5 separate regions of the Homo sapiens genome follow, and all the other regions are linked to region 3. The links are chromatin loops, found by intact Hi-C in ENCODE. Cell type or tissue: heart right ventricle. All regions are shown on one strand. Links, peaks and the distances in the headings refer to the core of each region. The heading gives the core; the rest is flanking DNA.

Evidence for each region. A loop is a pair of places that touch in the nucleus more often than their neighbours do. Peaks named below come from ENCODE experiments on the same cell type or tissue, not always from the same donor. Only the 100,000 strongest peaks of a DNase experiment are listed, where the experiment ranks them.
Region 1: it touches region 3 in a loop (4-fold over the local background); 62 of 110 quality-filtered maps call a loop at or near these places.
Region 2: a loop joins it to region 3, with 5 times the contacts of the local background. A loop is called at or near these places in 56 of 110 quality-filtered maps.
Region 4: a loop joins it to region 3, with 4 times the contacts of the local background. A loop is called at or near these places in 56 of 110 quality-filtered maps.
Region 5: a loop joins it to region 3, with 5 times the contacts of the local background. A loop is called at or near these places in 7 of 110 quality-filtered maps.

Annotation. Positions count from the first base shown.
Region 1 is chr10:110,677,984-110,684,253 of GRCh38, forward strand. All of the region lies in intron 1 of RBM20 (RNA binding motif protein 20), which reads left to right. Among named protein-coding and RNA genes, the nearest start is that of RBM20, 37 kb to the left of the region's middle. In heart right ventricle, for the core only: CTCF peaks have their summits at 3,256 (motif pointing left) and 3,456; DNase peaks (open chromatin) are centred at 1,818 and 3,208; H3K27ac peaks cover 4,000 bases.
Region 2 is chr10:110,891,591-110,896,954 of GRCh38, forward strand. It overlaps PDCD4 (programmed cell death 4), which reads left to right. Exons shown (of 12, transcript NM_014456.5): 9 at 2,501-2,608; 10 at 2,822-2,932; 11 at 4,358-4,497. Among named protein-coding and RNA genes, the nearest start is that of MIR4680, 3.8 kb to the right of the region's middle. In heart right ventricle, for the core only: a CTCF peak has its summit at 2,169 (motif pointing left); no DNase peak of the experiment used is centred there.
Region 3 is chr10:110,607,474-110,613,743 of GRCh38, forward strand. No RefSeq gene overlaps it. Among named protein-coding and RNA genes, the nearest start is that of RBM20, 34 kb to the right of the region's middle. RefSeq lists enhancers at 3,784-4,721, 4,896-5,045. In heart right ventricle, for the core only: CTCF peaks have their summits at 2,339, 3,000 (motif pointing right) and 3,214; no DNase peak of the experiment used is centred there; H3K27ac peaks cover 962 bases.
Region 4 is chr10:110,882,003-110,888,272 of GRCh38, forward strand. PDCD4 (programmed cell death 4) reads left to right here. Exons shown (of 12, transcript NM_014456.5): 4 at 1,001-1,095; 5 at 3,251-3,364; 6 at 5,663-5,884. Among named protein-coding and RNA genes, the nearest start is that of MIR4680, 13 kb to the right of the region's middle. In heart right ventricle, for the core only: no CTCF peak of the experiment used is centred there; no DNase peak of the experiment used is centred there.
Region 5 is chr10:111,595,683-111,601,952 of GRCh38, forward strand. No RefSeq gene overlaps it. Among named protein-coding and RNA genes, the nearest start is that of HEAT2, 480 kb to the left of the region's middle. In heart right ventricle, for the core only: a CTCF peak has its summit at 2,986 (motif pointing left); a DNase peak (open chromatin) is centred at 2,909.

The DNA of each region.
Region 1 (6,270 bases), core at 867-4,866, 71 kb after region 3:
TGTGCTAGGTGCTGTCTTAGGTGCTGAGTGATGAATGGAATAGGTAATTCTTATGGATGGAGCTTCCTGTCTAGTGAGGAAAACTAACATAAACCAAAAAAATAGGTAACTATAAAACATAAACTGGGATAAATAATATTAAGGAAAAGAAAGGATTTCTTTCAACCTTATCTTTCTTATAGACAATGTGGGGAAATAGAGCTATGGGAGTACTCAAAAGTTTATCCACACAAAACAAATCCCTATAAAAACCTAACCAAAGAGCAAAGATTAAATGTAATTATGCAAAAAAATGTTTAGGTGTCAAGGCATTTAAATACATTACTTTGCCATTAAGTGGCTATGAGGGTGTCACTAAATGGAATTCTGTTTCAAGACGTACTTGAGCTCATAGCATGTTGAGACCATGATCTTCTCATAATTTGGTTCACTTTGATTAAAGCAGCATCATGCCCACTGCAGCATCATCAGAGAAAGGATCTCCTGAGTTAAGGACACCCATGGAAAGCATCCTATTGTGTGATTTCTCCCTTATTGTTCATTTCTGGGAAGGTACAGTTTGGTTTTGGAAAGCACTCTTGAGTGTGCAAGGCCGGGGGAGTCTGGGGTCTACTCTTCATCCTGCCACCCACTCCCTTGATCAATGAACTTGGCTTCTCTGAGACTTGGAGATTTGGTTTCCACATCTGGAATATAAAGGTGTTGAGCCTGATGACCTTGAAAGATTTTTCTAGGTCTAAATTTTATTACAGAAGCAGTGGGCAATAGGAGAATGTTTGGTGGTAGATTCACTTCATATCTAATGAAGATGTGACATTTTCATGATATGCTGCAGTAGAGGGAGCACTGGTCCAGGAGTCTGAAAGTTCAAGCTCAGCAATACAGAGACTTTTGGAATGACTTGGTTTATGTTCATTCAGGCCTGGAGCACAGATGGGTTCATGCTTTGCTGCAACCCACACTTGGAGATAAAGAGGCTCTGCAGTGGTTTAATATGCAGGTTCTCGGTTCAAATCCAGGATACTCTGCTGAGGAGCCATGGAGACCTGGGCAGGAAACTTGGCCTCCTGGAGCCTCAGGCTTGAATATATGAAATGGAGCCTCTGCTTCTTATTTATAAGTACTCCTGTCTTCCTCCCAAGGTTGGCACTAGGATGAAGGCTGTATAAAGTGATTAGCACAGTATCTGGCACATAGTAAGTACCCAATAAATGCTCATTGTCCTTTTTCTTCTTTTTTTTATTTTTAATTTTTTTTAGAGATAGAGTCTTGCTCTGTTGCCCAAGTTGGAATGCAGTGGTGTGATCATAGCTCACTGCGGCCTTGAACGCCTCGGCTCAAGTGATCCTCTTGCCTCAGCCTCACGAGTAGCTGGGACTATAGGCACGAGCCACCATGCCCAGCTAATTTTTATTTTTTGTAGAGACAGGGTCTCACTATGTTGCCCAGGTGATCTCAAACTAGTGGCCTCAAGCAATCCTCCTGCCTCACCCTCCTAAAGCACTGGGATTAGAGGCATGAGCCACCGTGCCCAGCCTCTTCTTGTTAATAATTATCATAGTTCCTGTTATTGCAGTTCTTAAGCTGGGCACATCATGTAAGCCCCTATGTTTTGGTTTCCTGCTTATGGTGTCTGCCTCATGGGGTTGTTTTGAAAATCAGGTGTGACTTTATGCAAGGGCTTTGCGAGCCCCTGGATCCTCTCTGAAGGGCTGGGCAGGCAAAGCCACAGGCTGGCAGTCTGTCTGTCTGCAGCGTGGCTGTTTCCTGAGAGAGGGCTTGGCTGAGGGCTGGGAGGCAGGTCCGCCTTCCTCTAGCCCTGATGGACTGGGGCACATGCAGACGCACTTCCCAGCCAGGCAGACAGACCCAGCACACAGATGGCCACAGCGGCATTCACTTGGTGATTGTCATTCACAGCTCATGCCATCTGGTGCCAGAGACGGTCGGCGGGCACCTCAATCTCAGTTTCATCCCTGGACTGACACTGCCCCTTTTAACCTGCTCTTCTCATATTTTGAGATAAGGGCACAGTAGGACAGCACTGTTTCTAAATGACTTTAAGAACAATTATTTAGGCTAATTAAAAACAATGAAACCCAGAAACTGTGAGTGGTGGCATTAGAGCCGGGAGCCGGGCACCTGTTGTCATGCAGGCTGTCCTGGGGGAGAGCAATTAGTTTGTTTGGCAAAACCACTGGAATGTTCTTGGTGGGGGCGGAAGTTCAAGTTTGGAGTGGGTGGTGGGTTTGCTCCTTGGATGTGTTGCCTCCTTCGGAGCAGATGGAGTCGAAAGAATTTTCAGAGTGGGGAGGGGTGGCACTGGCCAGGGAAGGCCCACAGGGCTGTTTTCCCTGTCTGAATGGTCCATTCATAAAATTGCCTCCTCTTTCTTCTCCTGATGGCACTGGCCACTGCCTGGTTTCCCCCATCTCAGGGGTTCGGTTCTCTCAAAGCTGGGGGAGGAGGAGCTCGGTCAGCTAAAAAGGTGGTAGGAGCCTCCTTCTCCAAGTCTCATCTGTTCTCCTGGGCTGGCATGATGGATGGCCTCGGGCTGCTGGGTTGTGTGTTCAGTGGCGAGCCAGGATTTGCCAAGGGTGTTTGGCTAGCTCGGGGACTGACACATACGGCTAACTAGCGTGGGCTGTGGTGCGCTGTCACGCAATGCGTGTCACCTGGGGGCGGGGAGGGTGCACGCCTGGGGGAGGCTGTGACCCACCTTTCATAGTGGGGCTTGGCAGGACCTTCTCCTTCACCCCAGCTTTGATGCACCTATACCAGGTTTGATCAGTAAGGTTGGAGGAAGACAGGTGCTTCTCGAGGGTCCGTTTGCTCAGCTGCTTCTTGCTGGGGACAGCTGCACCTCCATATTTCCTTCCTGTTTCTCTCGTGTGCTCCCCTCTCCCCACTCATTTCCATTTACTTCTCTTTCTTTTCCACTTCTTTCTTCTTCAGTCTGTCTCTTATTCTCTCTCTGTATTTTTGCGTAATTACAGACATGACTTGTTACATTCGTGAAAAATCTTAAGTCTGCCTGGATGGTTTCTGTCTAGGGGGCACTTGCTTGATAGAAGAGAAACAGGGGCACCTTCTTCTCGCACATTCCTCACTGACCATGCAGGGACAGCCTTTGAGCAAACAAGGGAGAGACCTCTGCAGAAGGCATTTCACTCCCTTGTCAGGGCTGTGCGAGAAGCTGGTGACAGAACTGGCCCGGAATCCCAGGGACACACTGTCTCCCCCTGCTGTTAGACCACGTCTCCTCGCAATAGGGTCTGCACCAAACCTCCTCCTGCCAACACTTCCAAGAAAATCTTCACATCCACCTATCTTTAAGGGTTAGTTTAAGCTTTGAGAAATGGCACAAGAGAGATTTAGATGTCTAATTTCATCCTCTTGTTTAGTACTTTATATTTAAGTACATGAAACCCTAAACTGTAAGGTATTTGTAAAGGCAGTATTGGTTGAGGCATGCTCTCTGCTAATCTTTTCTGCCTTCAGGTCACTGGCTTGAAGTGTCAGTGACCTTGGAATTATTTTTGCAGTTGCTTTTAAGCCCTGTAAAGACACCATTGGAAGGTTGAGGCTGGCCTAGAAATGGCAGCTGCTGCTGCTCCCCGTTAGCCTGAGGTCGGGTGAGGAGTTCATCACAATTACTGTTTAACTTTTTATTTTAAAATGATTTTAGACCTACAGAAAATTTGCAAAAATAGTGCAGAGAGTTCCTGTATGCTTTTTACCCAGCTGCACCTAGCGTTAACATCTTGGATAAGCCATGATACATTTATCACAACCAAGAAAAGAATATTGGCACACTATTAATAACCACACTACAGACATTTTTCAGATTTCAACAGTCTTTTCATTAATGTTTCCTTTTTCTTTTCCTTTTCTTTTCTGCTTTTTTTTTTGTTGTTGTTGTTGAGACAAAGTTTCGCTCTTGTTGCTCAGGTTGCAGTGCAATGGCATGATCTTGGCTCACTGCAACCTCTGCCTCCCGGGTTCAGATGATTCTCCTGCCTCAGCCTCCTGAGTAGCTGGGATTACAGTTGCCCATCACCATGCCCGGCTAATTTTTTTGTATTTTTAGTAGGGATGGGGTTTCACCATGCTGGCAAGGCTGATCTCGAACTCCTGACCTCAGGTGATCCACCCGCCTCGGCCTCCCAAAGTGCTGGGATTACAGGCGTGAGCCATCACATCTGGCCTTCACTAATGTGTTTTTCTATTTCAGGATGCAATCCAGGATCCCACCTGGCATTCGTTGTCATGTCTCCATTAGCATCCTCCAGAATATGACAGTACCTCAGTCTTTTCTTGTTTTTCATGACCTTGACATTTTTGAAGAGTATTGGTCACTTATTTTGTAGAACACAGATGGAGCCAACTTTTTCTATCTAGGGCCAGATAGTAAAGAGTTTTCGCTTTGCAGGCCACATGTTCTCTGTTGCAACTACCCACCTTTACTGTTGTGGCACAGATCAGCCTCAGACAATATGTAAATAAATGAACATGGCTGGGTCTCGGTATGACTTCATTTATGGAAACGGGCAAAGGTTCACATTTGGTCCTTGGGCTGTAATCTGCCAACTCCTGTTGTGAAAGATTCCTGGATTTGAGTTTGCCTGATGTGTCCTGATGATTAGATTGAGGTTATGTGTGTTGGAAGAAGATTCCCAAAGAGGGGATGTGCCCTTCTCAGAGCATCACTTAATTGCTTGCTTAAGGTGGTGTTAACTGTAAAGTTAAAAGCTGCTATTTTTTCTTTGTAATTAAGAATATTTCAGGGGAGCTACTGTAGGATTATGCAAATATCCTGTTTCTTTTCAAACTTTCACCTGCTAATTTTGGCATTCATCTGTGGAGCTTGCCTATAATAGTTATCATTGTCATATTCTAACAGTGATTTTCCATTTCAGTCATTCCTTCTCCATTTATTATTTGGAATTCTTCTGTAAGGAAGAGCTGTTGTTCCTTCTTCCTCGCTTGTTTATTTATCAAGTATTTATGTCAGTATGGAGTCAGATATTTCTTTTACTTTTTGGGTTATGATGATCACAATTTTTGATTGTGTCATTGATCACAATTTTTGATTGTGTCTAATTCTTGTGATCAAGAATTAGATGAGAGCAAAAAATCCAAAAGTGGTTGCTAAGTGTTGGGCTTTTTTTGTTCTCATCGAATTCTTGACCACCTTCTTGATTTCATAGTCAGCTTTATTCTAATTACAACTTTGTGGGCAGCCGGTGCCCTAAGACCTAATAGGTCTGAATTTCATGAACTTGTTAATGGCAGAAGGCAGTTTTATTTTTTGGCTCAAAGCACTGGTCAGATTTACAATTTCAATCTACAACACAGCTGGTGCTGGTTGAGTTGCAGTAAGAGTGTCCGCATTAGAGCGATTGGAGCTGGTAATTGGTTTTCATTAATTTTGTGTGCAAGAGGAGATTGGTAATGTTTTCTCGTAAATGCTAGGTCAGGTTTGCATTTTGAGAGTGGTTCCAGTTATTATCTCTCCCTATCCTCTTATTCCTTAAGAGCTTCCTTTTTGTTCTGTTATTTGTTGGGGAAGGTTATTTAAGAGTTTAAAACCTTGCTTCAGTGAAGAGTTAAAGCGAATTGAGTTTTGTAACTTTTACTTGCTCATTTCTAGATTAAATTAAAATGTCAGTCTAAATGATTTTGCCTCAATTGGAGAGCCAATCAAGACTTCCAATTCAACTTTCAAAAGCTATTTGACCTGTTTTAAAAAACAAAATGAATATGTTGAGTCAGTTTTTTAAAATAGGAGAAACTTCTATTTCTATCTACAGTTGAAATTATTCTTAAGGTAACTGTATGGAAGATTAGTGAAATGATTGATGAATGTGGCTTTTATGTTTTTGTGGGTTCTTTAGATGATTTCAGAAACTTGTAGCTCTTTGCTGGAAGATAATGGAAGAAAAAGAAAAATCAAGTTATATCCTGTGACTAAGAACAGAGTTGTATGCCTCACTCTGAAATATTTTTAATTAACTATATTTTGGGGCGGCGGGAGATGAGTAAATTCATTCAGCTCTTAAAGAAAGTCATGGAAATAATTTTTCTACAGTGTCAAGGAAAACATTGACAGACAAGAATTGTCATTTGGGATGGGCGCAGTGGCTCATGCCTGTAATCCCAGCACTTTGGGAGGCCGAGGCAGGTGGATCGCCTGAGGTCAGGAGTTCGAGACCAGCCTGGCCAGCATGATGAAACCCTTTCTCTACTAAAAATACAAAAATTAGCCGG
Region 2 (5,364 bases), core at 61-4,060, 280 kb after region 3:
TTCTGATTTTTGAGTATAATCTTTTCATGTAACTACAATTTTGATTTTTAGTAAGTCTTTTAATGAGGTGTGTGTGTGTGTTTGTGTATGTGTATCTAGCTTAAGTGTTAAGGAGTTCAAATTGTAGTTAGAGCCTTGACTGTTTTTGCTTTTATATATGTTAAAATAGATGAGTCAGTGTTTGTAATGTCGTGATTGCAGTATCTGTTTTTTAAAAATTAAACAATTATTAGAAAAATTGAGGTATAAAAATAGTCAAGATGCCAGGGCAATTAGGCAGGAAAGATAAAAGGCATCCAGATTGGAAAGGAGGAGATAAAACTAGTTGTATTCCCAGATAACATGATCTGTATACAGAAAATTTGAATGAATCCACATTTTTTAACTCCCCAAAACTGAAACCAAACTATTAACTAAAAAATGAGTTCAGAAAGGTTGCAAGATAAAAGATCAGTACACAAAATTCAATTCTCTATACAGTAGAAATGAATGATCTGAAATGCAATTATTGCATTTGTGATAGCATCAAAAATAAAATACTTAGGAATAAATTTAACAAGACAAATGCAAGTCTTGTACACTGAAAACTGCAAAACAGGTTGAAAGAAATTAAGGAAGACCTAAATAAATAGAATGATATCCCATGGTTATGGATGAGGATACTTAATATTGTTAAGATGGTAATACTCTCCAAAATTAATATTTTTGGAAACTGGACAAGCTGTTTTATGGTGTGTGAATTCTCTCTCAATAAAGAAAATTGACAAGATAAAAATGGAAATAAAACTGCCAGTATATGAGTTTGAGGTTGACATTATTTGGATATTTGCTTACATGGAAGGGTTGGATCAAAGAAGACTTTTAGAAATGTATAAATGTATTTGTAATTTATCATTCTCAGAAGTGCATGGAATTTGATGGGGGATATTTTTAATACTTCTAAAGTTATGTAACAAATGTTAAAAGTAAGTAATATAATTTGAATAACAAGTACAGTCACGTGCCACATTATGATGTTTTGGTCAGTGATGGACTGTGTGGGATGGTGGTGGTCCCATAAGGTTATAACGGAGCTGAAAAATTCCTATCGTTGAGTGATATGGAGGCAGTTGTAATGTTGTAGCACAGTTACTTTATTTTTTCATAAATTTAATGTAGCCTAAGTATACAGTGTTTATAAAGTGCATAGCCAGTGTATGGGTAATGTCTTAGGCCTTTACATTCACTAACCACTCACTCATTGAATCACCCAGAGTAACTTCCATCCTGAAAGCTCTATTCATATTGAGTGCTCTATACAGGTGTATCATTTTAAAAATCATTTACACTGTTTTTTATTGTACCTTTTCTATGTTTAGATACACAAATACCATTGTGTTCCAATTGCCTATATTATTCAATATAGTGACCTGCTGTACAGATTTGTAGCCTAGGAGCAATAGGCTATACCATATAGCACTGGTGTGTAGTAGGCTATACCATCTAGGTTTTTGTGAGTATACTCTATGATGTTTGCACCATGACAGAGTCATCTAACACACTTTTCAGAATGTATCCCTGTTAAACGATGCATGACTATGCATTAGTTTGTAATTGTAAAAATACTCAAATGCTATGCTTTAAATATTTACTTACATGTAAATATTTAAATACATATTTACTTACATGTAAATATTATATCCTAAAGCATGACAGCAATTAAATTTTACTTTACCTTTTATGAAAATATCTTATAGAAGTTGGAAGGATACTTAAATATGATTTTTTAAATTCAGTCAGCCAACATTCAACATTCAGGCAACTAGATATGTGCCCACCAAATACAAAGGGGATTTTAACAAATAACATATAGGGAAAAATATTCCTAGTTGAAACTCTTGTGCTGAAAAAGTTCTCCCACTTTTTTGAGATGTTCAAGTTTGAGCGGGAAAATCAAGACTTGTCTCTTTAGCTACAGCTGGAAACTGAATTATTGAACATTTTAGATAATGAGTTTCAAATTCTCAGTTGTAGAGAAAAGAGAAACTATGTGGAAATCTTTGCCCTCTCTAGTAATGCCCCATTATCATCTCTCATTTTTTGGCTCTCAGTGCACTATTAAGAGCGTCTTGATAGAAGTGAAATATTTTGTGCCACTTTATGTTGAAACTTTGTTAGTGCCCTCTAGTGGTATTTAAAATCCCTTATTTTTAGTGGCACACTAGAGCATTATGGTCACAACCCAGGACGCATGCATTATAAACCTATTCGTAGTTCTCAGTGATTCAGACACACTGAAGCATTGCATTTGAATCATAATTATGAACCATTTAAAAATTGGGGATTTATTTTTTAATTATGAAAAATTCTGTTGTAATAGTACCACATCCAATGTATATGTTATTAGCTGTTTGTTACCCACTATTTCATTATATTGGAATGAGGGCAAATAATCCTGTAGGCAAGCACGATATTTTAAAAGTTAGGAATTCTGACACATCTCAACTTTTAAATCTAATAGATTGATATGCTGCTGAAAGAATATTTACTCTCTGGAGACATATCTGAAGCTGAACATTGCCTTAAGGAACTGGAAGTACCTCATTTTCACCATGAGCTTGTATATGAAGTAAGATTACCTTGCCATGTCAAAGATAATTATTAAGTGTTCCTTTTTGTACTGTAGCGACTTATGCTTTTTAAATAATGTACATCCTTTTTTTAATATCAAAGGAGGAAGTGGTTATTAAATTTCTACGATTACAGAAGGCATCTAGGTGCATTTTAGGAGCAGTTTCATATATGAATTAACCAAAAATTCACTCATTGATTCAATTTTTAGGCTATTATAATGGTTTTAGAGTCAACTGGAGAAAGTACATTTAAGATGATTTTGGATTTATTAAAGTCCCTTTGGAAGTCTTCTACCATTACTGTAGACCAAATGAAAAGAGTAAGTATAACATTGTTTTTGAACAACTTGTAGGATTATGTCTTAAATATATGATTGAATACAGATTATGAATTGTCAGTGAAATTTTCTTTAGGTATGTTTAGTGTTAATATGCCTATATGTTTTGTTTTTTCTTAATGGTAATGTTTGAGGTTTGAACCTTTTGCAACCATTTTTTGGAAAGTAACACTGCAGTGTTTTTTTTTTTTTTTTTACCTACTTTAACAAATGTAATTATGTATTCTACCTCAAGGGTTCGGTTTCTAAGATGTGACAATTTCTATTTTATATCTAGAGAGAAACATGAACCTTTAACTTTTAACAAATTATAAAGTACTTTTTTCCTATTAAAAATTTTATGATTATTGTTTTAAATGTTTGTGAGGTTTTTGTTTGCCTTGTATTTTTTTAAAAAGGTAGTAAGTGTAAATAGAGAAGTAGATGGGAAAGGAGTTTGCCCAATGTCTGATGTCTGCTTACAGCTCTTTTAAGAGAACAGTATTTAAAAAAAATTTTTTAGCTATGTAACCAGTTTTACTTATTTTTTTATTTATATTTTTAATTTTAGATATCAGAGGGGTATATGTACAGGTTTGTTAGATGGGTGTTTTGTGTGATGCTGAGGTTTGGGCTTCTAATTAATGATCCTGTCCCTCAGGTAGTAAATATAGTACCTGATAGGTAATTTTTCAACTCTTGTCCTCTTTCCTACCTCCCCACTTTTGAAATTCCCAATGTTTATTGTTCCCATCTTCATGTCTGTGTGTACCCAATGTTTAGCTCTCACTTACAAGTGAGACCATGCATTATTTGGTTTTATGTTTGTGATAATTTTCTTAGGATAATGGCCTCCAGCTGCATCCACGTTGCTGCAAAGGACATGATTTTGTTCTTTTTTATGGCTATGTAGCATTCCATGGGCGTATATGTACCACATTTTCTTTGTCTAATCCACCATTGATGGGCACTTGGATTGATGCCATGTCTTTGCTGTTGTGAATAGTACCCGATAAATATACAAATGCAGGTGTCATTTTGGTAGAATGATTTATTTTCCTTTGGGTATACACCCAGTAATGGGATTGTCGGGTTGAACGGTAATTCTATGTTGAGTTCTTTGAGAAATCTCCGAACCACTTTCTACAGGGGCTGAACTAATTTGCATTCCCACCAACAGCGTATAAACCTTCCCTTTTCTCCTCAACCTTGCCAATGTCTGTTATTTCCTGACTCTAATAAAAGAGAACAGTTGTAAAACACTGTAACAAATCTACTTTCTGTGCTTCTCACGATTCAAATCTGACTTCAGTTTAACCATTTGAATATTTGGCCTTAAATACAAATTGATGACATAGTGATGGATTGTGTTTTATGACATTTATTTTATATGGGCTAACAATTCTGCATGTAATTTCATTGTTGTAGGGTTATGAGAGAATTTACAATGAAATTCCGGACATTAATCTGGATGTCCCACATTCATACTCTGTGCTGGAGCGGTTTGTAGAAGAATGTTTTCAGGCTGGAATAATTTCCAAACAACTCAGAGATCTTTGTCCTTCAAGGTACTTTATTTAAATACTACTTTCTCAATGTAAAATAGTGGATGAGATCTTTGGGAAGGTTAACTGCTAAGTTAGTTTATCGTTCCCTGAAGTCACTGAAGAACGTGACTCTTGTGAGTTCATGGAGAAAGAAGGGCGAAGCTTGTTTTAGCCCCCTTGTAAATCTGTACAGGACTGCCTCATGAAGTCCTAGTTTATTTGAAAGAAACTAATCTTGTGGAGCAGGTCCTTTGTTGTAAGTAGTTTCAGTGTTTAGAGTAGGTATTATCAGTGATAAGATGAGAAAATTGAGGCTTAGGGAGGTATAATGTACTTTTTCTAAGGTCACATGGCTAGTACATGGTAGAAGCCAAGTATGAATTCAGGACTTTTCTGGCTTCAAAGATCTAGGCTCTTACCTGTACTGGATGTGGCTTCCTTGACTTCTTTACAGGTTGGAGAATTAGGGCTAATTGGATGTTCTCACTAGAAAGTGTGTGTGTTGGGGGGTGTGTGGAGGATGTTCTCACTGGAAAGTGTATGTGTGTGGGTGATTTTCCTTGGAGCTATTAATATTTTTGCTACTAGTTGGTAAGTTTTTTTGTTGTTGTTAAAGCTAATAATGAAGCTTATAATGTAATAATATAAATGTTTAGTAATAGCTAAACTTTTTGCTTGTGTGGGTCAGTTTTATATAATCTTAAGTTCTTATAATTTTTTATCTGGAAAATTTCTTAAGCTTTGATATTTTTAAGTGCATTGTAAGAATTAAAAGTCAGAAAAATATTTCCTGGTAGGGGCCTTTGCTTTAGAATTTTAGAAGCCATTAAAAGAGAGGGAAAAGAAAGTGATGAAAGATAGTTTAATAGCTTTACTAGAAATGTTTGG
Region 3 (6,270 bases), core at 833-4,832:
CCAACATGGTGAAACCCTGTTTCTACTAAAAATTAGCCGGGTGAGGTGATGCGGGCCTATAGTCCCAGCTGCTTGGGAGGCTGAGGCAGGAGAATCATTTGAATCTGGGCGGTGGAGGTTGCAGTGAGCTGAGATCGCACCACTGCACTCCAGCCTGGGAGACACAGCGAGACTCCGTCAAAAAAAAAAAAAAACAAAAAAAAAACCAAAACTCTCTTAATAAAAGGACTAGTACTTTGATTCAGCTTCCCACAAAGGGAGAATACCAGTGTTTAAGTAAAGTGAACAGTATTCAGATTTCACTATCACCCAGCAAATGGTCTTACACAGGATACAGCTTCCAGTTGTTGGGTGCTTGCCACAGAGGTGCAGAGATTATGTTCTGTCTTAAAGATTTAAGAAATCATTTTCTTAAAAATTCTGCTAGGTATAGTGGTTCATACCTGTAATACCAACATTTTTAGAAGCTGGAGCAGGATGATCATTTGAGCCAGGAGTTTGAGACCAGCCTGTGCAATGTAGTGAGACCCGATTTCTACAAAAAATTTAAAAACTAGCTGGGTTTGGTGGCTACACCTGTAGTCCCAGCTACTTGGGAGGCTGAGGTGGAAGGGGTCACGAGCCTGGGAGGTTGAGGCTACAATGCGCCATGATCATGCCACTGCACTCCAGCCTGGCAACAGAGCAAGACCCTGTCTCAAAAAAAAAAAGTGTTATATTTACGAAATAATATTCATTCTGTATCTTTTTACTTAGGCGTATCTCCTTATCCTGGAACACTGATAATCCAGGTTTGTGTATTTATGCTTAGTCAGCTATCTTAAATGGAGGGAAGTGCAAATGGAACCAGTTGCACATTAATGCAGTTTAAATGGTAACAGCAAAGTGTTAGCCTGCTGTTAAAAGTTAGGAGGATCTTTCCTTCCCTACTTGGTATTTTTTTCTTTTTTTTTTTTTCTCTTTTTTTTTAAAGAGAAGATAGGGCCTTACTCTGTCGTTCGGGCTGGAGTGCAGTGGTTCAATCATAGCTCACTGCAATCTCCAACTCCTGGGCTCAAGGGTTCCTCTCAGGGCACCTTCCCAAGTAGGTAGCTAGAATTACAGGTGTGTGCTAACACACCGGCTGATTTCTGATTTTTTAAGTAGATGGGGGTGGGGTCTCACTTTGCCCAGGCTGGTCTCGAACTCCTGGCCTCAAGTGATCCTTGGCTTCCCAAAGTGTTAGAATTACAGGTGTGAGTCACTGCAGCTGGCCCTTTTTTGTTTTAAAATTATATGTAATTAGGTGGAAATTATCCTCTCCTTTTGTGTGAAGATTGAACAGTGATATCCTTGTTTCCTTAGTTTTATCTTTTGGAAGAAACAATTCTTCTTTTCATCCGGGAAAAGTAAGAACAGAATCTGTTTCAATTGCCTATTGCCTAGAAGTGTTACAGCTTTTATTTTGGTCACATTAAGTAATTCTTGATAAAGTGGTTAACATTTCTAGAAGGAATATTATTTTGGCAAGAGCTCAGATTTCACAAAACGTGTCTTAAAAATGGCTTTCGGCCAGGCGTGTTGGCTCACGCCTGTAATCCCAACACTTCGGGAGGCCAAGGTGGGTGGATCACGAGGTTAGGAGATCCAGAGCATCCTGGCTAACACGGGGAAACCCTGTCTCTACTAAAAATACAAAAAATTAGCCGGGCCTGGTGGCGGGCGCCTGTAGTCCCAGGTACTCGGGAGGCTGAGGCAGGAGAATGGCGTGAACCCGGGAGGCAGAGCTTGCAGTGAGCTGAGATTGTGCCACTGCACTCCAGCCTGGGCGACTGAGCGAGACTCTATCTCAAAAAAATAAAGTGGCTTTCATATCTCCACTTTTTCTAAGTTAGGACTTTGAAGGATATATTTAGATCCAGAGATACAAAATTTTTTAGTTTAATACCTTAATTTTATAGACGAGGAAATCTGAAGCCCAGATTAGGTAAGTGACCCAAATGAATAAATGAGCACACACAGCTTAATAACCCACAGAGCCAGAACCAAGTCCTGGCTTTCCTTCGCAAGCAGGACAGACTCTAATACATTAGCTCTTTTTTTCTCCCAAGTTAACTATGAAAATGGGAGAGAGATAGTACAGTGTTGATTGATCCTCCACATGACACAGAGAAACAGATTTTAAGGGCACAATTCACCATCTCTGGTTTTCTTTGCCTTTTGCCTCCCCACTCCTCCTATTTTCTTTAGACTGCACTTATTTAGGTACACTCTGATCACTTATCTCAGTGTCTTAGGGGGACTGGATTACTCCTGGCTGCCAGTCTTCTGCATGAAAGATGCCAGCGTTGCTCCATAAATCTGCCACCATGTGGCACTCACTCTCCCCTTCCTAGACACAGAGTCTCCTGGGTGTAAGAGCCCTTGTGGCAGCCAGTAATTGCTCAGGGACATGAGGCAGCCTAGCGATTAGGTTTGCAAGAAGCACATGGATTTATTTCCTCTCTCAAGTCCTCACATTGGTTGGTATAACTCTATTATTGGAAAGAGACATTAAGGTTTGAATGTTATCTCATGGATACTTGTGTGTTCAGATCAGTGCCTGGAAAGTTGATTATCAAACATTAAAGTGTACAGTGATCACAAGTCCTGCTTTGGCTTTATAAATATACACCTAAAATTATTCAGTAATTAACAATGATGGCGGTAAAGGCTGGAAACATGGAACTACATATGGGTGGAAAAAACCCACCACCATAGAAAATTGAAGGACACGGGTTTAAGGCAAATCATTTGGGACTAAGTTAACAGAGGCAGTTAAGGTATAATGTACTAAAGGTCCCTGACACTTCTGAGGCAGAGGCCTTTGCTAGGAGAGGTCTTCAAACACAGGAATCTATCGTACCACTTCAGAATTAGAAATGATGGCTGCAAAGGTAGATAAGGCTGAGGCTTTCTTCATCATTGGGCTGCTGCTTTGTCTCCCAGTAATTACTTCACTTTTTTCCCAGAGCCACTAGAGGGGGCCCTTGACACATGCCAACCCCTCCATTTTTTCAGTCTAGTTTTTCAAACTCTAGTTTCTTAGAGTAGAGTTCCAGGAGCAATGAGATGGTCAAGGTGTGACATTCTTGAGATTTCTCTGTTGCAAGAGTTTGAGCTACGTGTTAACTGCAGCTCAGTAATTGGATGCTTTTAGCCAAGGTACCTAGTGCTTGCAACAGGTTGGATTGCTGCTTAGAAAGGTATGCAGCAGCTGTTTAATGGGATCTTGTTAACAAAATTTGCAGTCTGTATTAGGGTTCTCTAGAGGGACGGAATAGGATAGATGTATATATGAAGGGTAGTTTATTAAGGAGTATTGACTCACATGATCACAAGGTGAAGTCCCGCAATAGACTGTCTGCAAGCTGAGGAGCAAGGAAACCAGTCAGAGTCTCAAAACCTCAAAAGTAGGGAAGCCAACAGTGCAGCCTTCAGTCTGTGGCTGAAGACCTGAGAGCCCCCGGCAAACCACTGGTATAAGTCCAAGAGTTCAAAAGCTGAAGAGCTTGGAGTCCAATGTTAGAGGACAGGAGGCATCCAGCACGGGAGAAAGATGAAGACTGGAAGTCTCAGGAAGTCTGCTCTTTCCATCTGCCTGTTTTATTCTAGCTGCACTGGCAGCTGATTAGATGGTGCCCACCCAGATTGAAGGTGGGTCTGCCTCTCCTAATCCACTAACTCAAATGTTAATCTCCTTTGGCAACACCCTCACAAACACACCCAGCAACAATTCTTTGCATTCCTCAATTCAATCAATTTGACAATATCAGCCATCACAGTCCTTTCTTGCAGTAGCCCTACTTGTTTCTCCTCAGAGCAGTTTTTTCCTCTATACTTTCTCAATCTTCATATAAACCCAGAAGAGTTTGTTCTATTATAATTTTCCTCATTTGCTCTGTCTCTAACCTTGCATCCCTTAATTGAAACAGCTTCACCTATGTTGCTTTTCAGTTTATCATTTTTAAGTCATCTCCCCAACAAGACACTCCGAATCAGCGTCTCTTATGTTCTTTCACAGAGTGAAGGGAATACTTGCTTCTTTTCTTGTTAGAAATCTTATTAGAATCCCTGTAGCCTTGCGATTATGTGGCTGTTATGTGAGATTATTATGTGCTTTAGGATTGTTCCAGAAGTCCCATTTCCCTACTGCTTAAGAATAAAGGGTTCATCCCCATGGTGAGCAGGCATGTGGGAGCCCACACACAGCCCTGCCCCTGTACCTCAGCACAGGGGTCACACAGCAGGCTAAATCTCATCCTCTGAGATGCAACATCTGCCTTGACACTGATGGGAATGCTGGCATGACCGTGGAGCATGGCCTTGTGATGGACAGAGCTCATCTCATTTGTGAGATTCTGAGAAACCTCAAAAAAGAGAAACCACTGAAGCTGGTGCCAAACAGGTCTTCTCAGTGATCCTTGCCTTTTAGTTTTTCTTTTTCTTATGCACATGCTTCTAGGCAGGGGGTCTGTTCATCTAACTTCTGCCCTTGGCTAAGTAGATGAAAAAGAGGGGTTCATTGATTTCAAGTAATTTCTTGATCCCTTGGGGCAGAAGGATTACAGTCTTTCAGAGATAGTTTCTTTTTGTATATCAATGTATGCACCTTGTGCATAATAATTACCTACTAGCTACCAGATGTGCGCTTTTATCGTCTCTCTTAAGGGCAGTGACTTTGAAGTGGGTGGTGGTAACCCCAGTTTGCAGAAGAGGAACTAAGTTTCATGAGGGCAAAGTAACTTGTCTAACAATTTCTGTTGGAAAGCAGTGGAACTGAGAGTAGAGTCCTGGCTTATCTTAGTCCACCAACCTCTCTAGTTGCCATTTTAAAATTCAAAATGAAACCAGTGCCAACACTTGTAGACAGACCAGCCACAAGGAAGGGCAAAAAGCACCTTTGAACCAGATGGTTTCAGAGCTGTCTACAAATCTGGGCTGTATTGTTTCCTGCTGTCTCCATCCTCACAGCCTTGGGACGCCATGCCACAAAAGCAGGAGGCTTTGTTTGAACAAGATCCTGGGTGATGGAGGCTCTTTCAGATGGCACCTGAGGAGGAGCCCCTTCTCTTGCGCTGTATGCCCCACGTGCATCTTGGCAGAGTAGTTGCCAGCTGAGTGCCTTTGATTCTGCTATTCTCTAGCAGTTAACTTTCAACTCCTCTCACCTGGCCCAACCCTAGTCTCTACTCCCAGTTTTGAAAAGGAAAAGACTAGTGGAGGATTGGTAGTGGGAGGACTGGGAAAGGTTGCACGCCGAGCACTACACTACCACTGCCCTGTGCCTGTTCCTGACCCTGCCGCTTAGCACTCTGCTTTCTCGCAGGAGCCTGGCCCAGCCCTGCTTCATCTGCCCACTCTGAAGAGCAGGATTGTGGTTCTGCCCCCAAGCATTTCATTTCTCTTTTGGTTCTCACATCCAATTAAATGTGTTTCACTTTGTAGTTTGTAGGTATAAGAGGGTTTTTTGTTTGAGAAAGAGTCTTGCTCTGTAGCCCAGGTTGGAGTGCAGTGGCATGATCTCAGCTCACTGTAACCTCTACCTCCTGGGTTCAAGCAATTCTCCTGCCTCAGCCTCCCAAGTAGCTGGGATTACAGCCTCCTGCCACCATGCCCGGCTAATTTTTGTATTTTAGTAGAGACGGGGTTTCACTATGTAGGTCAAGCTGGTCTCGAACTCCTGGCCTCAAATAATCTGCCCCCCTCGGCCTCCCAAAATTCTGGGATTACAGGCATGAGCCACTGCACCCAGCCATAAGAGGGTTTTTAAGGAGACACTTGGGACATTTGACGTAGGGAGGTGTATTAGTCTATTCTCACACTGCCATGAAGGGAATACCTGAGACTGGGAAATTTATAAAGAAAAGAGGTTTAATTGACTCACAGTTCCACATGACTGGGGAGGCCTCAAGAAACTCACAATCACGGTGGAAAACACCTCTTCACAGGCTAGCAGAAGAGAGCCTAAGCACCCAGTGAAGCGGGGGAAGCCCCTTATAAAATCATCAGGTCTCGTGAGAACTAACTCACTATCACGAGAGCAGGATGGGGCAAAACCACCCCCATGAATCAATTATCTCCACCTGGTCCCTCCCACGAGATGTGGCGATTATGGGAACTACAAGATGGGATTTTGGTGGGAACACAGAGCCAACAATATCAGAAGGGATATGGATGTTGACAACTCAAAACAGTTCCAGGTAGCCAAGCTGTCAGACACATTAGGGCAGGTGCAGGGGTAACAATTTG
Region 4 (6,270 bases), core at 1,067-5,066, 270 kb after region 3:
GATTGGTCTGTTTCACTGCTGTTTCTCTAGTACCCGAAATAGTGACTAGTACACTGTAGGCAAATATTTGTTGAATAAGAGTTTTCTGACGATTTCATCACCTTCTGAATGGTGGGAACTTCAATTTATAGCCTAGGTTTCTTGTAAAATGTTTTTGTGATCTGTCAAAAATTAGTTTTGTTAAATGCCTCTGCAATCATGTTTTATATCAAAATGAAACCTGGTTGTCAGATTCTGTTTTGGTCTGATGGCAAGGATATACTTGGTACAAAATAAAAACCTCCAAAAACAGAAATGTTGGTGACATTGTAAAGGTTCTTTAAAAAATAGTGTAGTACATTAGTCCTTAAAACATTTCAGTAAGTTGATGTAGAAAAGCAACTTTGAAAATTGGAATTGTTAAGCTTCTTTTGGTTGTTTTGTATTTAGAAAACAGAATTTTCAGGGCTGTTAATGCTTAAAAGCAGTTAGAATTCTTTTCTATATTTATAACATATTGCTAGTTGTATGGTTTAATGTGTACTTTAATATTTAAAGAGTACTGTATTTGACCTTAAAATATTTGATGGTGGTTACTGTCCTTTTTTGTTAAATAATTTTTCCCTTGTTGAGTTTTCTATGCTAAGCTTTACCGGCCCAGAATGTTTCTTTTTGTCTTAGTCTCAAAGAAATGTCGAATAAAATTTAGAGCTCAGCTGCAATATCATCTCCTTTGAGGTCCTCAATATAGCTATTTTTTTATCTTTATTTGTTTTTGCTTTTATTTTAAAGCATCTGCTTTTTTAGTTTTTAACTTCATAAGCTATTTTAACTTAATGTTTTTGGAAATATTGAAAGAGTGGTCTGAACAAAAACCAGTAGGGGAAGAAAACTGGAAAAAAACTAACACGTTAAATACAATTTTTTTTTAGCTGTTGTTTAACATCGGAACATTTTATTTTAGATTTCAACAAATTGATGAATTTTGTGTTTTTTCTTTCTCAATGCTAAACTTTTTCAGGTGGTGCAGGAGGCAAAGGTGTCTGGGGTACACCTGGACAGGTGTATGATGTGGAGGAGGTGGATGTGAAAGATCCTAACTATGATGATGACCAGGTATCAGTGCTTTGCTTTTTCATAATATTTAAAATGTTTATGAACTTTTTTGACTTCATGTTTGTAGTTTACTCATACATGTGTCAAATCATATGTATAAATGTTTTGGATTAGGAAACCAAGTAAACTGACAGTAATACATGCATAACTTTCACTTGGTTTCTGTAGTGAGTCAAAAATAGCTCTTTAGAAATTCACTTAGGATTATTAAGTTGTCCATTTTTCAGTAAATTCTGTTAATATAGTTTGTTTCTATAGTAATGATAATTGAGAATATCTTCTTTTGAATATTATGAGTTACAGATATTAGATTCCTTTTAAATATTACTGTTTAGAATGGTAACTATATAATACATTTTGTTTTGGGGACATGCGCATCTTTCTTTTAGGGATAATGCTGAAAATGTAAATTTTTAATAGATTGTGAAGTGAATTTTTTATTTTTTTTAATGGAAAAAATTTAAAGTAGAATAGTATAATCTGCTTGTACTCCTCTCTTAGCTTTACAAACTTAAATAATTACAAACTCATAGGCAGTCTTGTTTAATTCCATTTACTCTCCGTCTTCTATTGGCCCCTTTGCCCCACCCTGTTTTGGATTATTTTGAAGCAAATCCCAAATGTTTTGATTATGTTTTTTGAAAATTTGTCTTTGCACAAGGTGAGACACGGTGATGGAAATTTTAGACAGGAAAACGTTAAGAGTATGTGTTAGGTTGTTTTTATTGTGTGTTGTATGTATGTATTTAAGTGTTTTAACTAATAGATATGGAAATATTTCTAAGAGAACATGAAAAATATGAAACTAGTAGGATTCAAGTACTGTAGAATCTTTGCTAAAAATGTATTAATCTTTCAAGTATATGTTTTTAGGCTGAAGCCAGTCACAAGTTGTAAATATAGCAGTCCCCTCTTATCCGTGGTTTCACTTTCCGCAGTTTCAGTTACCCATGGTCCAATGTGGTTTGAAAATATTGAGTGGAAACTTTCAGAAGTAATTCATAAGTTTTAAATTGCATGCCATTCTGAGTAGTGTGATGAGATCTCCTGCTGTCCAGCTTCATCCACCTCATCCTGCCCAGGATGTGAGCCATTCCGTTGTCCAGCGTGTATCCGCAATGTATACACTACTCGTGCATTCGTCACATGGTAGCTGTCTAGGTTATCGGATTGAGAAAACAGTATTTATTGGGTTCGGTACTATCTGTGGTTTAAGGCATCCTCGGACGGGGCTTGGAACATACCCCTTGTAGATAAGGGGGCACTACATTTCAGAGCTTTTTTAGCATGGGGAGAGAGGAATGGTTTGATGATGGATGTTAATTTTCTTTTTGAAATTTCAATTGAACAGTGCTTTTTTCCTTAGAGATTTTTTTTCTGTCACTACAACATTGATCTTTGTGTTATACTTTTTATTATAATAATGCTAATCGTGAAGGCTTTGGTTCCTGCTTCATTTTTTTTTAAAGTGAAATTTTAATTAAAACACCATTTATGATAGGAAGCCATCATGAAACTTTTTGATTACTAAAAGATTGGTTTTGAGAGAGACATAAAAATTTTGAGAGAAAAAATTAACAGAAGACATGGGGGTTGGGAGCAAATTATGTATTTGCTGTGGTTAATGATTCTAATCTATATATTGGCTTATTGTATTCTGATTTTGTAAAAGAGCAGTGACATATAAATTCTACTATTTTTATTATGATTTATTATTATTATTTTTTAGCTTTGTTGTCCAGGCTGGAGTGCAGTGATGAATTATAGCTCACTGCAGCCTCGAACTCTTGGGCTTAAGAGATCCTTCTGCCTCAGCTTCCTGAGTAGCTAGGACTACAGGGGCAAGCTACCATGTCTGGCTAATTTTTAAAACTTTTTTGTAGAGACAGGGTCTTGCTATGTTTCCCAGGCTAGTATTGAACTCCAGGCCTCAAGTGAACCTCCCGCCTTTGCCTCCCAAAGTGTTGGGATTATAGGTATGAGTCTCCTTGCCTGGCCTAGATTCTATTTTTATATGCGATCAATGTATGTAGCATGTCTTTGTCTTGTGCTAAGTGGGGATTATTAACCACTTAGAATATAAAATTGTACAACAATTTCACTTGTTTATTTGCATTTTGTTTTTTATAACTCTTACTCCCTTTTCCCCTCAAAGGAGAACTGTGTTTATGAAACTGTAGTTTTGCCTTTGGATGAAAGGGCATTTGAGAAGACTTTAACACCAATCATACAGGAATATTTTGAGCATGGAGATACTAATGAAGTTGCGGTAGGTTTAAAGTTGCAAGTATAATTTATTTAATATAGGAGAGAAGACATCTTTTATAAGCAAAATACATCTACAATGATCTTGGGTCACTGAATAAATTTAATCATTTTCTTTTGCATAAGTGAATTTCTAAGAAATGGAATAAAATCTCATTACATTAAAACAGTTATATATTTGGGATGTGATGAGAGCTGTGTGCCATTTTGTTCTCTGAAAAATGACACAATATTTTTATAATTTTTATAATTATAATTTGTAATGTATATGAATTTATAAAATCTGTTTTTATAATTTATAAAATATAATTTTAGCAGTTTGAGGGCACTTCTAGACGCCCCCCGAAACCTCTTCAGGGATCTCAGTTAAGAATGCCTGACATAGTTTCATTTTTTTGACATTTATTTCACGTATGTTCAGAAGTAGGATAAAATCTTTTTGTACTTTGTCCAAAAAAAACCCCACAAATAATAAAGATTTGAAAAAGAATATACAGAAGCCATGAGAATAATCATGATTTGTTCATAAAGTAAATCTAGGATAAAATAAAACCATTGGTCTAGTTAGGATTATCAAATTAAAGTAATACAATTGTAACTCTTTAGAAGACTTTGATCATTTAGATTCTTAAAATTTAGACTGGACTTTTATGATTTGTCTGATACTGTGAGGTTTGATATCTTTGGATTTGTAGGATTTGAATATAAGACAAATATTTGTTCAGTGCATACCATCTGGAGGAATTTGTAATAGGTGATTCTTGCCCTTTTGAAGCCCAGTCAAGTGAAAGAAATGATATGTAAACAGATTATTAAAATACGTGAAACGTTCTGTTATAGAGGAAAAGTTTCCATGAGTCCTATGAGGGCAGGGACTGTTGAAATCTTGTTAATCTACCTAGCATAAGATCAATTGTATACTATGTATCTGTTAACTGAGTACTGTTTGGAAAGCATAAAATAGAGAGTAATAGTAGAGATGATTCTCTGCTGTCTGAAGGATGTTGAGGAGTTCGCCAGTTAAGATAGTTTTCCAGGAAAGAGGAGTATTGTGTTTGAGGGTAGTGGATTAGTTGTTAAAGTGCGGTCAAGGAAGATGAAATGCAGTCAGTGAGAAGAGATTACTAACAAGGACACCAGTTACGTGGCTGTGAAAATAGTTTTGGCACTCTCTTAGTAGTATATCATGATTTAAAGATTCTAAGAAAACTTTCATTAAAGAGGAGGGCACTCTAACTGAATTAGAACTTAGCTTCTAGAGTCAGACTGCCTTTATTCCACTTTCAGTTTGGCTACTCCAGCTGTGTGCCCTCTCTCCTTTGAGTATGATAGGTGTGATAATTTAATACTCAAAGGGCTATTTGAGTATTAAATAAGATAATATAACTAAAGAGGCTATTATAATGCCTGATACATTAGTCAATAAGTATTAGCTGCAGCTATTATATTTCTAAAAGGAAATTTTAAATTTACCCCAGAATCTTAAACCAATAATCCCATTTAAAAACAGTTGTTTAAGATCTCATTTTAAACTTGATACAAAAGTGTGAAGTGAATTTTTATTTCAAGAGAAGTCTTTGAAGAAAAGTAGAATATAAATAGCTTATGATAATCTAAAATGAATTTTTCCACAAATTCTCATAAAACAATATTTATAGTAATAATAGATTGTAAGGCAGGTTAGTTAACTCCTAATACCAATCTCAGCAATATTATGTAGTTTAATGAACTAGCCATGAGCTGCATAATGACGTTTCCATGACAGACTGCATATATACCTTTGGTCTCATATAATACTCTTTTTACTGTATCTTTTCTGTGTTTAGATAGGTAACCACTGTGTTAACAGTTGTCTACAGTATTCAGTATAGTAACATACTATACAGGTTTGTAGCCCGGGAGCAATAGGTTATACCATGTAGCCTACATGTAGGCTCTGCCATTTAGGTTTGTGTAAGTACACTCTATAATGATTGCACACTGATGAAATCACCTAAATGGTGAATTTCTCAGAATGTATCTGTGTCGTGACCCATGACAGTATTTTAAAGGTATTTCACATTTTTGAATTTAGCGATGTTAAGGCAGTTAAAGCTTGACAAAGTGGATCAATGTCTGATTTATGCACAGGGAAAGGTGTGTTTATCCTATCTTCTAAAACATGACTGGGTCTTTTGATTATTTCCAAAGAGTGAGACGTAGAGATATATAGATAAAAGCTCAATTTTTCAAAAATAAAATTTTATTGAACTATAGGTAGTGATACACTTTTAAAATGTTTTTAAATTATTTTTTTGAACAGGAAATGTTAAGAGATTTAAATCTTGGTGAAATGAAAAGTGGAGTACCAGTGTTGGCAGTATCCTTAGCATTGGAGGGGAAGGCTAGTCATAGAGAGATGACATCTAAGCTTCTTTCTGACCTTTGTGGGACAGTAATGAGCACAACTGATGTGGAAAAATCATTTGATAAATTGTTGAAAGATCTACCTGAATTAGCACTGGATACTCCTAGAGCACCACAGGTTTGTATGATTCTTCTTTTTGTTCATTCCCTCCCACTACTATATTCCTAATTGTGGAAATAATGTATACTCCTAGGAAATTTTAGTAGATGGAAGGGGATGGCCAACATTTCCTACGACACCGAAATATTCCGCTAGCATTTTGATGTATTTTTTCCTAGTTCTTTTGTTTTTTAAACATGGTCTTCATCATGCTATAAATTTAATGTTATCTTGTACTTTTCCCCTATGATCTGCATAGTTTTTAGGTAATTTTTTTTTTTTTGCCATATATATAGTCTTTGTTATATGTAGTTGTTTTATTAGCTAAGATTTTTAAAAAATGTAGGTTATGATTGAATGCTTCACTAATGTTTATTATAAGAAGTCATAAATAAGACTCTTCC
Region 5 (6,270 bases), core at 1,376-5,375, 990 kb after region 3:
ACATGACCTCACACCAATACACGTGCTTCAGATGTAAGACTTCTAATCATGGGTGTTTGGAGCATACTCTGCCTTACTTACCTCACAATGCCACAGTCATGGTTTTTTATGAATAATTTCAAACATGTATAGTACAGAGAACACCTATATACTACACCCAGATTCAACAGTTTCCTAGATTTTGCCACACCAGTATCAGACATTATGCCTTCCTTTCTTGGCTAAGTGTTTTTAAGCAAATCTCAGAACTCATGTCATTTAACCACTCTATACTTCAGTATGCATTTCTATAAAATACAGACATTTTCATATATAACCACAATGCCATCATCAACTCTAGTCAAATTAACAATAATTCTGTGATTTGTCTAATTATCCATTATATTCACATTTCCTGATTGTAACAAAAATTTCATTTTATAGGAAGCTTGTTCAAAACAGTATCCAAATAGGATTACACATTGCATTTGGTTATGTCTCCTAGAATCTTTTCATATAGAGCAGTGCCTTCCTCATCATTTTACTTTTTCATTCTACTGTCTTTTAATTTGTTTCTGTAAACTTCATGTTTGTTAATAACAACACTTTTTCTCTGAGGGTTCCATTATAGTCATGTTTGACCTTTCTTCCCAAAATTACATCATACGGGATGCCATGTATTTTATCTTCCTTCAAGTGGTAAATATTTCTGGTTTATTCACTAGAATAAGTATTACTTAAATTAATCAGTGGGTTCAAATGGTAAAAGCCTGACCTTTCATGGAAAAATTCTCCATTCATTTTTAAAAATGTCTTCATTCATTGAAAATCTTTGCCTAAATTATTGATTCTTATTATAAGTTGCAAAATGATAATGTTCTAATTCTGTCACTTCTTCAACCCTTTACATTTATTAGGTGGAATTCCTCTATAAAGAAGTAGTTTTCTTCGTCAACTAGGGCTACTTGGTCATATTGAAATACTGCTTATCCAAGAAAGAAAAAATAAATGTTTAATTATTTCCCTTTAATTTTCAGAGTGAGGTTACTTCCAATGTGACCAATGAGTCTTTTTTAATTTGGGGGGTTAAGGGCTATCTTTTTAAAAAAACTATTATTATAAACATGTATATTTTTGTAAATTCACAGAGGTGTTCCTCAGTTAATTTGTTCTGATGTTCAAATTGTCCCATCTTTGGTCAATGAGTGACCCTTCAAACTGTTTCGATGTCCTTTTGATGTAATTCCATTCATCTTTGACTACATCTTTGCTATCTGCATAAAAAGATGGCCAATGCTCATCTTATGCATTTCCTGTCTCAGATCTGGAATTAGTCATTCTTCCATGGATTCCTAGTTCCTTTTAGTGGGACACAGTCGGTTTTTGAAAACTGGGATCATGAACATGAAAGTGTAAACACTAATGTGCTGGATCCTGGTTACTATTAGCTTCCACCGTGCCACACTCTCAGTGTCTGCCAGAGCAGATCTTTCAGTTGACTGATTTTTCCCTTTCATCTCCTACATGCTATACCTCCTGCCATGAATTTCAATGCACACAATAAATATTCCTTGTGATGAGGACTGGGTATAATTCACCATTGAATCTCCAGGGCCTAGAACAGATCCTGAGATATGCCAGGGTGCCCAAAACTTTTTGTTGCATGAATACATTTTTCATTCTAAGAAAACTTTCCTGCCTCCCATCTTTCTGAATCAATTACTTTTTAAAATTTTAAATTATAATTTACATCTCTATTAAAGTTTCTAGCACCTGATACACTGGCACAGAGTAGGCATGCAATAAATATTATTAGATAAATAAATGAACATATGATGTCATAACACCAATCTTTTTCAAATCTATCAGGGCTTCCTCATTGCTCTTGCATACATTTTAAATTCCTCAACATGGTATACAAGGCTCTGCATCATCTGGTCCTGACTATCAATCCTTTTAGCCCCATCTTCTACAACTTTTCTTATTGCTCACCCAGCTCTAGCCTCACAGACTTTTTTTTAGTTCTTTAAAAGTACCTCATTCCACCCTGCCTCTGGGTTATCACATGCTCTTCCCTCTACCTGACATGATTCTCATTCTTCTCCTCTCCCTTCTCCATTCTGCCCACTTAATTCCAGCTCCTCTTTGGATATCCCCTTATAATCATCTCTTCTAGAAGGCCTTGTATGACTCACACGCCTCCAGACCTCCTTGCTATATGTCCTCATAGCAAGGATGTCTTGTTACTTTATTACCATGGTATTTATTATACTAGTAATGTGTTATTACTTGCTTAATGTCTATATTCTCCACTAGGCTGTAAGCTCTATCCAGGCAGTGTGATCTAACACTCTATTCCCCATTTCTCAATAGGTGCCCAATCAGTACTGGCTGAATCAATGGATATTAGATTCATTATTAGTAGATGGTAAGCTCCTGGAATACAGGAACTATGCTTTTTCCATCTTCATATCCTTTTGAGCTTCCAGAATGATTTGAATTACTAGAAGAGATTTAGGAAATGTTGATTGAGTGGCTAGACATTGTCCCTAATCAAGGCATTTAGTTGCCCTAACTGTGCAGAGAAAAGCATTTCCTGGCACAGCCTACCACTCCAGTCCAGATTCTGAGTATGAAGTACTTTTCCTCCTAATGATTTGCAATGTACCTGTATGTTCACCTCCCCCACCATCAGCTTTAGACAAATCACAGTGCCAAAGAGCCAGCAGCTGGAAGGGTGGCCTAAGGAGATTGCCACGCTTGGACTGGTTGCATTTTTCTTTGTGCACCTAAGAACCGGTATTTAATCCATATGACCCTGCTCTACGCCTAGGACAAGGCTGAGTGCAAGCTGGGGGAAGAACCCTGCTCTATCCAGAATGATTTCACTGATAGGAAGCCATGCAACTGCATTCCATGGGTCCCTTTCAGCCGCCGCTTAGTAACAGAACAACTCCATAACCAGTTACAGCCATAGCCGGGAGGGGAAAGTCTAGTGCCACCTACTGGTTACAAGTCAGACTGCCTTGCTTACATAACAAATATAGCCTCTATGAAGGGCAGGCATTTTGAATATCTTGTCAACTTTAGTGTGAACTTTTATTATAGAAAGAACTATTCCATTTCATTTGGGACAGGGTGCTCCTTAGTGGATCAGCATACTTGGAATCAGTCAATTGCAAAGTCAGGAATAAAGGTTCTTAAAAAACTGGCACAGTAGATTTAAGCTAATGGTCTAGAAAATTTCATATTGAGAAAGCAGAATTTATTTCTGGTGGGGATAGGATGGGGTGGGGAAGAGTAGAGAAGTCTTCAGTGCATCCATTGGTATCTGAATAACTACCCATTTGCAAACACAGTTACTGGCTAAGAGACGGTTTGCACAATGGCTAATACCTCAGACTTTAAAATCAAGCAAATCTGGATTCAGATTTCAGCTTGGGCACTTATTAGCTGCGTAACCATAGGCAAGTTGCATAACTTCTTTGAGCCTCGGTTTTTCTCATCTGTAGAACAGAAGAATAGTACATAGTACCTACCTTATAGGATTTTTGTAAGACATAAGCGAAGCTATATATATATATATATATATATATATATATATATATATATATATATATATATATATATATATATATAAAGCACTTAGCCCACTTACTCCAGTAGTGCTTATTAAGGTAATTTTAAAAATTGTTACTTCTATAAGAAAACTTCTTAGAGCATTATTTTGATATGACTTTTCCAATCATTTACATAAAGACACAAAAGACACAGCTCAGACTCTCAAAGAGCTTGCAGACTAGCTGGGAAAACTAATACATAAACACCTAACTGGCGCACAACTGGACAGCTATTCTAGTTGAGCTATGAGAAACAGAGGAGGGAGCAACGAAGTCTGTTTAGGTTGGGAGAAGAGACACAATAACTGAGTGGGTTCTTGAAAGATGGAGAGAACCACACCTAAGATGGACAAGTGAAGGGAAGAGCAAGAGTAAGAGCTTAGAGGCATGAAAGTGAAGGGCATGTTAGGAAATACAGAGTTGCCTGATGCAACGAAAGAGAACTTTAGGTGGGATGAAGCTCAGTGTATTCAAGTCCCCAGAAGAAGGCATAGTGGATCAAGACGAGTTGGCAAGAGTAAGAATGGGGACAGATGCTCTGCAAGGGTCCTTGGATGTTCTGTGATATTAGTAATGGACATTGACTATTTTTGTCCAATGCCCATTTTTCTATCTGGCAACCTGGTTTTCCTTTGGGGAATAATCCATTCCGAATTTTCTGTCCATGTGGTTTGGGTTGTGCTGATCAGCTAACCTCATACCCATTTCATTTTAAAGGGTAGTCATATGATCCATGCTTGGAGAATGAGTATATTCCATCTGCTTGATCACAGTGGCTGGTTCAAAGATTGATGATGTTACCTAGGTTAATCGAATCAGAGTGAACTCTAGGGCAGCTGAGAAAGCTTACAGCATTTGATTACTGTAGGGTGAGTGTAATGAACCCAACTGTAATGAACCCTAAGGTGACTCAGGGCGATTTATAGCATTTGATTACCATAAGGATGTACAAGCCTGGGCTGCTGGGGGGTCATCACATGTCCACCAATGAGACAACAGAGAACAAAGAAAAAGTGAAGATAGAGAGGAGATGGACTAACCCCTGACTATGTAATCTGGACTCCTGGATCCAGCATTCCTGATGAACTTTACAATTCCTGAACTTTTCAATAAATGTATCTTTTGCTTTAGGCCACATTAAATGGCTTGCTATCACTTTCAACCAAGAGATTCCCAACCAATAAAATATCACTGGTTTCATATTTTTAAAACTTTTTGCATTTTATATCTCATGGGACTACCTCATTGTTATAACTCATACATAACTAGTAGACATTATTAATACATTTCTCAGCAAAATCAGGGAACCCTCTAATTCCCCAAACCAAGTCTTTCAGATGTAAACTCTTTAAATTCCTGATGAGCGAGGAAACAATAGATTCAGCAGATAGGTAAGAAAGTTATTACACCTAGTTTGCAGCCCAAGCTAGTATTTCAGTCAACAATGCATGCCATTTTTAGACAATTAAGGTTTGAAAACCATCTGCATGAGTTTTAAAGACTGTTACAGGCCCTCTGCCTATTGTTGGTCATGTTTTCACTGCTGAATTCCCGCTGAATATATAAGAAGACTAAAAAGAAAGCTCTTTACTATTGACAGCTTTGATTCCAGCCCCAGCAAAGCATTATACTTGGAAATCAGCATGCTCTCTTATTGCGCCTGGAAGCCAGCCAGCTGACAAGAAAGAGCCACTGCTCTGGGACAAGGCCACAAACACAGGTGCCGGCATGCCCTCTCTCAGCTGCCCCTGCTGGAACTGCAGTGCTCAGCAAGGGACATATCTGTATGGGATACACAGAGGCTTCAGCAGAGTAAAAATGTTCATAAAAGGAAGTATTTGGCATGATAGATTACATTTTTCCTATCTTTATATAGTTTCAAAGGTTCAAACAGTACTAAGTTAGCCTACCCAAACAAAAATCCTTCCCCCTACACCCAGGAAAGAGGGGTCAGTTTCAGGAGACCCCATCATGAATCATGAAAGCCTAAAAAGTGTGCCAACCAGAAAGAATAAAAGCAACACACCCATCCATAGTGCCCCCTGAATGTATAATATAATACACAATACACACATTCAGTCTGCCTTTCTGAATCATTATTCTGACAATACAGTGTAAAGAGGTTGATTCCACAGCAGATGACAAATGCCCTCTTCTAGGCTGAGGAAACAGCATATATGCTGCTAGTATAGGTATAAACTTTCCTCAAAGATATTTTCTTTGTCTTACAGAATCTTATTAAAACCAAAAAGTGGTATTATTGGCTACTATTTCTTTTCTTTTTTTTTTTTTCCAAGACTGCGTCTTGCTCTGTCACCCAGGCTAGAATGCAGTGGCGTGATCTTGGCTCACTGCAACCTCCAGCTCCCTGGTTCAAGCAATTCTCCTGCCTCAGCCTCCCAAGTAGTTGGGATTACAGGTATGCGCCACCACACCTGGCTAATTTTTGTATTTTTAATAGAGATAGGGATTCACCATGTTAGCCAGGCTGGTCTCGAACTCCTGACCTCATGATCCGCCTGCCTCAGCCTCCCAAAGTGCTGGGATTACAGGCGTAAGCCACCACACTTGGCCTACTATTTGTTTTAAATCAAATGTGGGGGAAAAAATCACCATTTAAAATTACTCCGTAAACATCAAAGGATATTTCAGAACTCAGGACAACCCCATG